Linked DNA regions of Homo sapiens: region 2 is linked to region 1. Evidence: read pairs that join two places in POLR2A ChIA-PET (ENCODE). Cell type or tissue: IMR-90. All regions are shown on one strand. Links, peaks and the distances in the headings refer to the core of each region. The heading gives the core; the rest is flanking DNA.

The links. Peaks named below come from ENCODE experiments on the same cell type or tissue, not always from the same donor. Only the 100,000 strongest peaks of a DNase experiment are listed, where the experiment ranks them.
Region 2: POLR2A ChIA-PET joins it to region 1 with 8 read pairs; 3 of 35 experiments call an interaction of 5 or more read pairs at or near these places.

What each region holds. Positions count from the first base shown.
Region 1 is chr6:21,638,847-21,644,229 of GRCh38, forward strand. No RefSeq gene overlaps it. Among named protein-coding and RNA genes, the nearest start is that of CASC15, 25 kb to the right of the region's middle. In IMR-90, for the core only: no CTCF peak of the experiment used is centred there; no DNase peak of the experiment used is centred there.
Region 2 is chr6:21,989,543-21,994,925 of GRCh38, forward strand. All of the region lies in intron 6 of CASC15 (cancer susceptibility 15), which reads left to right. Among named protein-coding and RNA genes, the nearest start is that of NBAT1, 150 kb to the right of the region's middle. In IMR-90, for the core only: no CTCF peak of the experiment used is centred there; a DNase peak (open chromatin) is centred at 2,799; H3K27ac peaks cover 146 bases.

The DNA.
Region 1 (5,383 bases), core at 220-5,219:
GCCTCCCAAAGCGCTGGGATTACTGGCGTGAACCACCACGCCTGGCAATATCTCCATAAATTTACTTGAACTGCTATTCTGTATCTTTTGCTACTATAATGTGCCACATTTTTGTGACTTATCAGGGCACTTAGGTTATCATGGTCATCTCTAGCTCTGAGCTCCTCTCCTTTTTTTTTTGTTGAGTTATTTTAGGATTGAGACTGTCCATTTTTATATTTTTCCCTCTTCTGCATCATGTCCAGCAAGATAGGAAATGCATTCATTTTTTTTTGTAAGCTCCACCAAAAAGATCACTCCCAGAAGTTACCATGTGTAGAAGCCTTTACTAAAGATTTTGGTGACAGCAAAGAGACTTATTCATGGAAATACAAATAACTTTAAATGGAATGTTAAGAACACCTGACCCCAAGATCCTTTGACACTTTCTAAATCTGGGCTTTGGCCTCAAGCAATAGAGCCCGTCCTCTCCACTCCCTTCAGTCTCATCTTCTCAGGCCCAAATGCTCTTTCTTTCCAGCAGAGAGCTGTTGAACTACCTTTTCTCGTTGCATTGGCCTGAGCCCTCGCTTCCCCACTAGTAACTTAGCAAGAGAATTTCCTAAACAAAGACAGTTCCTTCCGTAAAACCACTCATCCTCCTATATTAACAGTAGTGGATGCCAAGATGACATTCCATGCCCCCCGATTTATTTTTCTTTCTTCAACGTTCAGTGCAGAACTTCCAGTACAATGTTGAAAAGAAATTGTGAAATCAATATCTTATCTTTTTTTCTGACAATCAAGAAGTGTCCAGTATTTCACCATGATGTTAGCTATAGTTTTTGTGGGTTTTTTGTTTGTTTAAAACTTATATTAAGGAAGAACCAATTCATTCCTAATTTGCTAAATTGTTTTTATCACGAATGGGTCTAGAATTTTATTTTATTTTATTTTATTTTTATTTTTTGAGACGGAGTCTTGCTTGGTTGCTAGGCTGGAGTCAGTGGCGCGATCTCAGCTCACTGCAACCTCCACCTCCCAGGTTCCAGCGATTCTCCTGCCTCAGCCTCCTGAGTAGCTGGGTCTGCAGGCATGCACCACCATGCCCAGCTAATTTTTGTATTTTTAGTAGAGACGGGGTTTCACCATGTTGGCCAGGATGGTTTCGATCTCTTGACCTCGTGATCCGCCCACCTCAGGTGTAGAATTTTAGTAAATGTTTTTCTGAAATCACTACGAAGATCTGATTGTCATTCCTCTTTACTTGTTGTTTTGTTAAATAACTGTAATCTTTTTTTTAATGGTACAGGTATCCTTAGGGTATATCATACCTCTGCATGATTTATTACTTTTTAAAATATGGTGATAAATTAAGTTTTCCATATTTCACAGGGTTTTTGAATATATGTTAATAAGTGAGATTAAACTATAATTTTTCTTGTTTACGTTGTCCTTTATCAACTTTGGTATTAGAGCTGTTTGTCTTTTCCTTTTTTCTTTTTCTTTCTTCTTTTTTTTTTTTTTTGAGAAGGAGTCTCCCACTGTCGCCCAGGCTGGAGTGCAGTGGCGTGATCTCGGCTCACTGCAAGCTCTGCCTCTCGGGTTCACGCCATTCTCCTGCCTCAGCCTCCCGAGTAGTTGGGACTACAGGTGCCCGCCACCACGCCCGGCTAATTTTGTTTTTGTATTTTTAGTAGAGACGGGGTTTCACCATGTTAGCCAGGATGGTCTCAATCTCCTAACCCCGTGATCTGCCTGCCTCGGCCTCCCAAAAGTGCTGGGATTACAGGCATGAGCCACCATGCCTGGCCTCCTTTTTTCTTTTCTTTTCTTTTCTTTTTTCTTTTTTTTGAGACAGAGTCCTGCTCTGTCACCCAGGCTGGAGTGCAGTGATGCGATCTCGGCTCACTGCAACATCAGCCTCCCGGGTTCAAGCGATTCTCCTGCCTCAGCCTCCTGAGTAGCTGGGACTACAGGCGCCCGCCACTACACCCGGCTAGTTTTTGTATTTTTAGTAGAGATGAGGTTTCACCATATTGGCCAGGCTCATCTCGAATTCCTGACCTTGTGATCCACCTGCCTTGGCCTCCCAAAGTGCTGGGATTACAGACATGAGCCACCACGCCCGGCCATCTTTTCCTTTTTTTGACAGGGTTTCGCCCTATCATTCAGGCTGGTGTGTAATGGTGGGATCATAGCTAACTCCAGCCTTGAACTTCTGGCCTCAAGCAATCCTCCTGCCTCAGCTTCCCAAGTAGCTGGGATTACCAGCATGAGCCACTGAGCCTGGCCTTTTTTTTTTTTTTAATTTAGTAAAAACTCACTATAAAGTTGGCTTTGATGCCCTTTTTGGGTGGATAGATTTATGTTTACTGATTACATTCCCTCCCTCCCTCTGTCCCTCTCTCCCTTTTCTTTCTTTCTCTTTCTTTCTTTTTCTTTCTTTCTCTTTCTTTCTTTCTCTTTCTTTCTTTCTTTCTCTCTCTCTCTCTTTCTCTCTCTCTTTCTCTCTCTCTCTCTCTCTCACTCTTTCTTTCTTTTTCTTTTTTGAGATGGAGTCTCGCTCTGTTGCCCAGGCTGGAGTGCAGTATCACCATCTCAGTTCACCGGCACCTCTGCCTCCCAAGTTCAAGCAATTCTCCTGCCTCAGCCTCCGGAATAGCTGGGATTACAGGCACGCACCACCATGCCTGGCTAATTTTTGTGTTTTTAGTAGAGACAGGGTTTCACCATATCTCTCACTTTAAGTCAAAAGCTAGAAATGATTGAGTTTAGTGATGAAGGCACATTAAAAACAGAGATAGTATAAAAGCTAGGTCTCTTGTATCAAATAGCCAAGTTGGGAATGCAAAGGAAAGGTCTGGAAGGAAATTAAAAATGCTACTCTAGTGAACACATGAATGATAAGAAAGCCAAACAGCTTTATTGCTGATATGGAGAAAGTTGCAGTGGTCTGGATAGTAGATCAAACCAGCCACAATAACTCCTTAAGCCAAAACCTAAACTAGAGCACAGCTCTAACTCTCTTCAAGTCTGTGATGGCCCAGAGAGGTGAGGAAGCTGCAGAAGAAAGTTTGAAGCTAGCAGAGACTGGTTCATGAGGTTTAAGGAAGGAAGCTGTCTCCGTAACATAGAAGTGCAAAGTGAAGCAGCAAGTGCTGATGGAGAAGCTGCAGCAAGTTATCAAAAAATCTAGCTAAGATCAGTGATGAAAGTGGCTGCACTAAACAAACAGATTTTCAACATAGATCAAACAGCCTTCTATTGGAAAACGATGCCATGTAGAACTTTCCTAACTAGAGAAGAGAAGTCAATTCCTGGCTTCAAAGGACAGGCTTTTTTGTTAGAGGCTAATGGAGCATTTAAGTTGAACCTCATTCTCATTTACCAATCTAAGAATCCTAGGGCCCTTAAGAATTATGCTAAACCTATTCTGCCTTTGCTGCATAAATGGTATAACAAAACCTGGATGATAGCACATTTGTTTACAGCATGATTTACTGAACATTTTAAGTCCACTGTTGAGAACTACTACTCAGAAAAAAAGATTCCTTTCAAAATATCACTGCTCACTGGCAACACACCTTGTCACCCAAGAGCTCTGATGGTGATGTACAAGGAGATTAATATTGTTTTCATACCTGCTAATACAATATCAATTCTGCAGCCTATGGATCAAGGAGTAATTTTTTTTTTTTTTTTTTTAGACAGAGTCTCCCTCTTTTGCCCAGGCTGGACTGCAGTGGTGCTATCTCGGCTCAGTGCAAGCTCCGCCTCCCGGGTTCACTCCATTCTCCTGCCTCAGCCTCCCCAGTAGCTGGGACTACAGGCACCCATCACCGCGCCCAGCTAATTTTTTGTATTTTTAGTAGAGACAGGGTTTCACCGTGTTAGCCAGGATGGTCTCAATCTCCTGACCTCGTGATCCACCCCCCTCGGCCTCCCACAATGCTGGGATTACAGGCGTGAGCCGCCACACCAGGTCGATCAAGGAGTAATTTTGACTTTCAAGTCTTATTATTTAAGAAATACATTTTATAACGCTATAGCTGCCATAGATAGAGATTCCTCTTATGGATCTGGGCAAAGTAAATTGAAAACCTTCTGGAAAAGATTTACCATTCTAGATGCCATTAAGAACATTTGCAATTCATAGGAGAAGCTTAAAATGGCAACATGAATAGGAGTTTGGAAGAAGTTGATTCCAGCCTTCTAGGATGGCTTTGAGGGGTTAAGATTTCAATGGAGGGGCCAGGCGGTGGCTCATGCCTATAATCCCAGCACTTTGGGAGGCCAAGGCCGGTGGATCACAAGGTCAGGAGACCAGCCTGGCCAACATGATGAAATCCTGTCTCTACAAAAAATACAAATATTAGCTGGATGTGGCAGCGGGCACCTGTAATCCCAGCTACTCAGGAGGCTGAGGCAGGAGAATCGTTTGAACCTAGGAGGCAGAGGTTGCAGTGAGTCGAGATTGCGCCATTGTACTCCAGCCTGGGTGCCAGGGCGAGACTCCGTCTCAAAAAGAAAAAAAAAAAAGATTTCAATGGAGGAACCTACTACAGATTGGATAGAACTAGCAAGAGAACTAGAATTAGAACTGGAGCCTGAAGATGTGTCTCAATTGCTGCAATCCCATGATTAACCGTGAATGAATGAGGACTTGCTTGTAGATGAGCAAAGAAAGTGGTTGCTTGAAAGAGAATCTACTCCTGGTGAAGGTGCCGTGAACATTGTTGAAATGACAAAACAAGCTATTTAGAGTAGTACATAAACTGCGTTGATAAACAGCTGTGGGATTTGAGAGGATTGACTCTAATTTTGAAAGAAGTTCTACTGTGAGTAAAATGTTCACATGCTAGAGAGAAATCTTTGTGAAAGGACGGGTCAATCAATATGGCAAACTTTATTGTCTTTTCTTTTTCTTTGAGACAGTCTCTCCCTGTTGTCCAGGCTGGAGTGCAGTGGTGTGATCTTGGCTCACTACAACCTCCACCTCCCGGGTTCAAGCAATTCTCTGCCTCAGCCTCCTGAGTAGAGACGGGGTTTCGCCCTGTTGGTCAGGCTGGTCTTGAACTCCTGACCTCGTGATCCACCCGTCTTGGCCTCCCAAAGTGCTGGGATTACAGGCATGAGCCACCTCGCCTGGCCTATTGTCTTATTTTAAGAAATTGCCATAGCCACCTCGACCTTCAGCAATCACTACCCTGATCAGTCAGCAGCCATCCACATGGAGGCCAGACCTTCCACCAGCAAAAAGAATATGACTTGCTGAAGGCTCAGATGATCATTAGCAGTTTGTAGCAATAAAATATTTTAAAATTAAGGTATGTACATTTGTTTTAGGCATAATGCAATTGCACACTTAATAGTTATAGAGTAAACATAACATTTATATGCA
Region 2 (5,383 bases), core at 264-5,263, 350 kb after region 1:
GGCTAATTTTTGTATTTTTAGTAGAGACGGGGTTTCGCTGTATTGGCTGGGCTGTTCTTGAAGTCCTGACCTCAAGTAATCTGCCTGTCTTGGCCTCCCAAAGTGCTGGGGTTACAGGCGTGAGCTACCGTGTCTGGCCATATATAAATTTTGAAATAAATACAATCGAATCAGTTCCTCAACTACAACTGAATTTTGATTTGAATGTTATTGAATTTATAAATGAAAATTGAAGAACTAACATATTTTTGGTAAGTTATTCCATCTAGGAGCTTTTACTGTCTCTCCATTTATCTCAGCATCTTTCATGTACCTTATTAGAGTTCAATGATTCTCCATAGAGGTACAGGTGTTCTTTCTGATACTTGAAGCCAATCAAAGATGAAGACAAATAATATACACAATCCATAAAATGATTTTAAAATAAAAATTGAGGGTTTAGCCGTTGTTAAAGTAGTAATATCCTTTGATTGCAGATATTTATGTTAGAAGAGATCTTAAAGATAATGTCAGATAATGTTAGAATCCCTGATTCTAAAACCTGAAATCTGAAATGCTCCAAAACCTGAAACTCTTTAAATGCTGACCTAAAGTTCAAAGGAAATGATCGTTGGAGCATTTCGGATTTTGGATTTTTACATTAGGGATGCTTAACCGGTAATGCAAATATTCTGAAATCTAAAAATATCCCAAATCTGGAACACTTCTGTTCCCAAGCATTTCAGATAAGGGGTACTCAACCTGTATAAATAAGAAAACTAGTCATCAGTGAGGGACTAGTTTTTTTTTTTATTATTATCTTATAAGGAATGATTCGCTCAAGATTACAGAGTTAGACAGTGAGAGAACTGTCTAACTCTGCCTTTCTTTCTCTTGGTAGAGTTAATGTTAAGGTTTGCTTATGCTTCCAGACAAATCAGATTCTTTTTTCAGTGATGATCACACAAAGAATGATTGACCTGCCAGAGCCATAAGACAGAAAGGGGGAAAAAAATCTCTTGAGCAGCTTTTTGTTTTCTCATTAATAATGGCGTGAGTTAGTATTTTGGTTCATTTTTCAGCAATTATGTCCTGCATTCTGGCTGTGGTTGATAGTGACTTTAAAAAAATAGATATGGTGGTACTTGCACAAAATAATTGTCACACATTAGCATGTTAATGAAGTGTTAGGGTGCTAAGAATGGCTAGCACACTAAAACAGGAGAGAAAAGATCCATCCTCACTGCTGCATCAGCCAGACTACACAATCTGAATGGAAGGCACGGCTCAGATTGACTGGCAGGGCATTCTGTATTATTGACATGCATTTTCTTCCTCTCCCCACATGCATGTTGAAACTTGGTTTTTGCTGTCTTTAACCCATCTAATTTTCCTCCAAATAAGTTGGTTTGGGGACAGAAATGAGTGCTTTTTCTTTTTTTCAGACAGACAGCAGAACTCATCAGGGAATAATTACAAGACTAATTCCTCTGTTTTAATGACATCAATTGAATAACATTAAAAAATCAAAGCCCATATGATTTCATAGCATTTTAACTCTGAGCATTTGAATCTAAATAACATGTCATTTTGTTGTATGTCTGTGTAGTAGGGCCATTAACTTAAAACTAAATTCACCGTGTGTATGTGTGTGTGTGTGTGTGTGTGTGTGTGTGTGTGTTTGTGTGCCTGCCTGTCTGTCTATTTCTGGAGCTAGTCATGTTGATGGTGGCAGAGAGAATTCTTGCATGTTTCCTGAAGGTTGGAGAAAGATTAGTATGCTTTTGAAGCCAACATGGATACTACTATCCCTTACAGGAAAACACAGAAATGCTGCTGATCGACCATATGGCCGAGGTACTCCTGATCCACATCTTAAGGGCCAGCCTTTCTTCTGAATTTCAGTTTCATATTTTTACCCACCTGTCGGGACTTCTTTACCCAGCTGTTCCCTGTCTACCTAGATCCCATCAGGTCAACACATTAAAACCCAAGTTCAGTGTCTTTCGCTAAAGCCCAGACCCCCTTTAGAGCTCTCCATTCCTCTAAGTGTTAGCAACACACTCAGGTTTATAGGCTAATCCCTCACCATGTCTAGTCCACCAGGTCCTGTTTGCGAATGCCCTATAGCATCACACAGGCTTATACATTTCTTCTGCTCTTGCTCCTGTCCCTTAATGCAGGGCTCATCATCTACCCAGCAGGCCTGGGCTCCTGCTCTCTGTCTTTTTATCCAGCCATTTTCCAAGCTTCTGGCCCAAAGCTTACCTGGACTCTGGTGTGACCATTTGTTAACTGTTCACCTTGGGCAGCTTATTTAGCTTTTATGAACCTATTTGTGTTCTTCTATCAAGTATAAACAGTAATAACTTGACGGCTTGTTTGGAGGATGACGGATATAATGAATGCCAAGTGCCACACACAGTGCCTGGCATGTAATTGGTGCTCATATTGTATCACCCTCCATAGTAATTTCTTTGAACGCTGATTTCTTTCTTTTCCAGAAATACAAGCTCCTTCTTGCTGTTTGTCCCTAGAACTCCTTTTCCCCTCTGCTCAGCTTTCACCTTCTTGATGACACAATCCAAAATAGCCTTTCCCAGCTCTGTCCCCGTACTCTCCAGCATCACGTTTATAGTCTTGCCTTTTTAAATCTCTTTATCTCTGACATTATCTTTCATTTGTTTGCCTGATTTTTAAAGTAATCTGTCCTTTTCCCCACTTGTGCACTAGAATGTAAGCTCTGCAAAAGCAAGGGATGTGTCTGTCTTCTTTGCAGCTGTAGCCCAGGATGGAGGAGTCAGCCTTAGATATCTTTTTAAGACTTATGAGTCAGAACTCAGGCTTCATACACAGAGGCGCCAAGCCCTTAAGCCATTCGGGGTACACAGTGGCTGCAGCAGGAAGTGGAAGAGATGAATCTTCTAAAACTGAAGATACAGCTGTGTAGGAGATGAGAACCTACCTACCTACCTTGATTGACCCTTGCCTTTTATACTTAGAAGAATCATCATCATTATAAGGAAAGACCTGAATAACTTAATATACAATCTAAGTTTTCTTTTTGCTGGATCAGATAGAGATAGACTTTCTTATGATATGTTCTTATGGCCTTCCCATTCTTGGCCTAGGCTTTTCTTTAGCTAGGCTCTGATCCCTGCTGAAGCCTCAACCTGCCTTGTCCATTACCAGGACCTTAATCCCTGTTTATAATCCTGCTTACCGGCCTTTTAATCCTTTGAGATTGACCACAGATTCAAACCTTGCTAAAGGCTTGGCCTCCTGGCCCCTACTTCTCCCTAGCCTACTTCTCTGGGCTGTGCCTTCCTCCCTGTCTGTGTAACCCTAAGAAGGTCTGCACCGTCACTTTGCCACTTTTTTCTCTGATTCGGTGGACAAAGAGTAAGCATTTGCTTTGTATACTATGTACGCCCTTTCATTTCCAGTGTAGCGTATTTAACCAGAGTGAAATAGCACATGGATCCAGCCCACCATGTAGGTTAAAACTGTGGTCTCCATACCTTCAGCACCTCTCCTTTCACCCTACCTTCAAATTTTCCTGCCACTGACTCTTCCTCAGCGACCACTGTGTATATATTGCTGCCTGCTGAGAAATGTTCAATGCTTCCTCAGCCACTGAAGGATAAGCTTGAACTTCTTAGCTTGACATTCAAGCCTTGCCCAGTCTGAATTGTACTTAGTTGCCCATCATGGTTCCTACATGAAGACTTGCCCTGCTTCACCCAGACCCACAAGACGCATCTTCTAGCTTATGCCACAGCTACATCTCTGCCTGGAATGACCCTCCTGCTCCCCCGTGTATATTCAAGCCTGACTTGCAATTTAGTTCACAATTCAAGTTCTGGTTGCTCCAGGGAGTTTCTCCAACTGTGACCACCCCTTCCTCTCGAACTCTTCTCTTTTCTCCTATCCCCTTTACTTGGTGGGTGGCTCTTTCTTCTTCCACTGCCACTCATCTCCAGATGAGTAGATTGGGCCTCTTCATTTGGCTTGAAAGTCCCTTAAAGATGGAATTTTGTTTTCTTCCTCTTTAAATTTTCATTGTTTTAAATATTGCAGCTGTTGTCAGTTATTGCTGAAGATGATCATGATATTGCCATTTTTCGGGGTATTATCTTTTATGCATTGCACTAGATGTTTTATATGTATTATCTCATTAATTGTCCAATTATCCTATGACATTATACATGTATTTTACAAGAGAAAATGAAAATTTATTTTATTCTGCTAATAGTTGGGGAAGGCTGGTTTCAAAGGTCTGTTGGATTTTAAAGCTTGTACTCTTTCCACCATTCACTGATGATGGCCCAAAGTAGTATGCATTTAAAATTTGGGAATAGATAGCAGGAAAGGAGAATGAGGTTTCTAATGTGATCTGAATACTACTCTGGAACCCGTTACCAGAGAAAGGGTAATAAAGATGGGGACCAACACACACACACTCACAAACACACACAATTCTTTATGTAAAGCTGGTTTTAATTTTTGTTTTCCCATGAGAAGATGAATGGGCAGGAATTCAATCAAATCAGCAAATGGAAAACATTGACAAATAGATAAGAAAATATCGTTGATAATATCTGAAATATACTTTAGCCAGGGGTTTTCAAGATTCTCTTTAAACCTTTTTCCTTAGAAAGCTTTACAAGTAAGAAAACTATTTTTGACTTCTTTATTTTACACTTTCTTAGGAATCAGCTTGTTTAGTGGAAAGAACCTATTGGTTTTAAAGCACATCAAATGTGGTTTTAGATTTATATTGAATACAAGAAGAAAGGGATATAAGTGTAATTTCTAAAAAAATTGCTTGGTAACTGAAGCAATAAAATCACAAATTTTGAATTTGTCTTTAACATCTAACAGGTTTCTCGTGTATATATATGTGTGTGTGTGTGTGTGTGTGTGTGTGTGTGTGTATCCTTCTATATTCTTTGTGTGTGTGTGTGCTTTTTACAAAAGTTTATATTCTTCTATGTGTTCATCCAAATTATTGATCTGGGTCATTCACTTATAAACTTAATAAGAACAGGTGATGCTTGTCATGCATGTTTTTGTGCATACACATTACAGTTTTTTATAATTTAATTATTGCTATCATCAGTTTAAAAGCCCCAGGAAACAGACATTGGGATCACAGAACCACTGAACCCAAAGTATATCTTGATGTCAACTTTTGATGCAAGATTTTAAGACAGGAAAAGCACTGGAATAGAATTTTCAGAAAATTAAGGCAAGCAATTTTACCATCCCGGGACCTAGGTTCCAAAAAAACAAAATTAGAGGATTAGACTAGATGGTCTTTAAGTAAGTTTCCTTCAGATTAAAATTCTTTAGTCTATGCCTTTATGTCTGCTTCTTGCCTCATTAATCTCTCCTGCAAAAG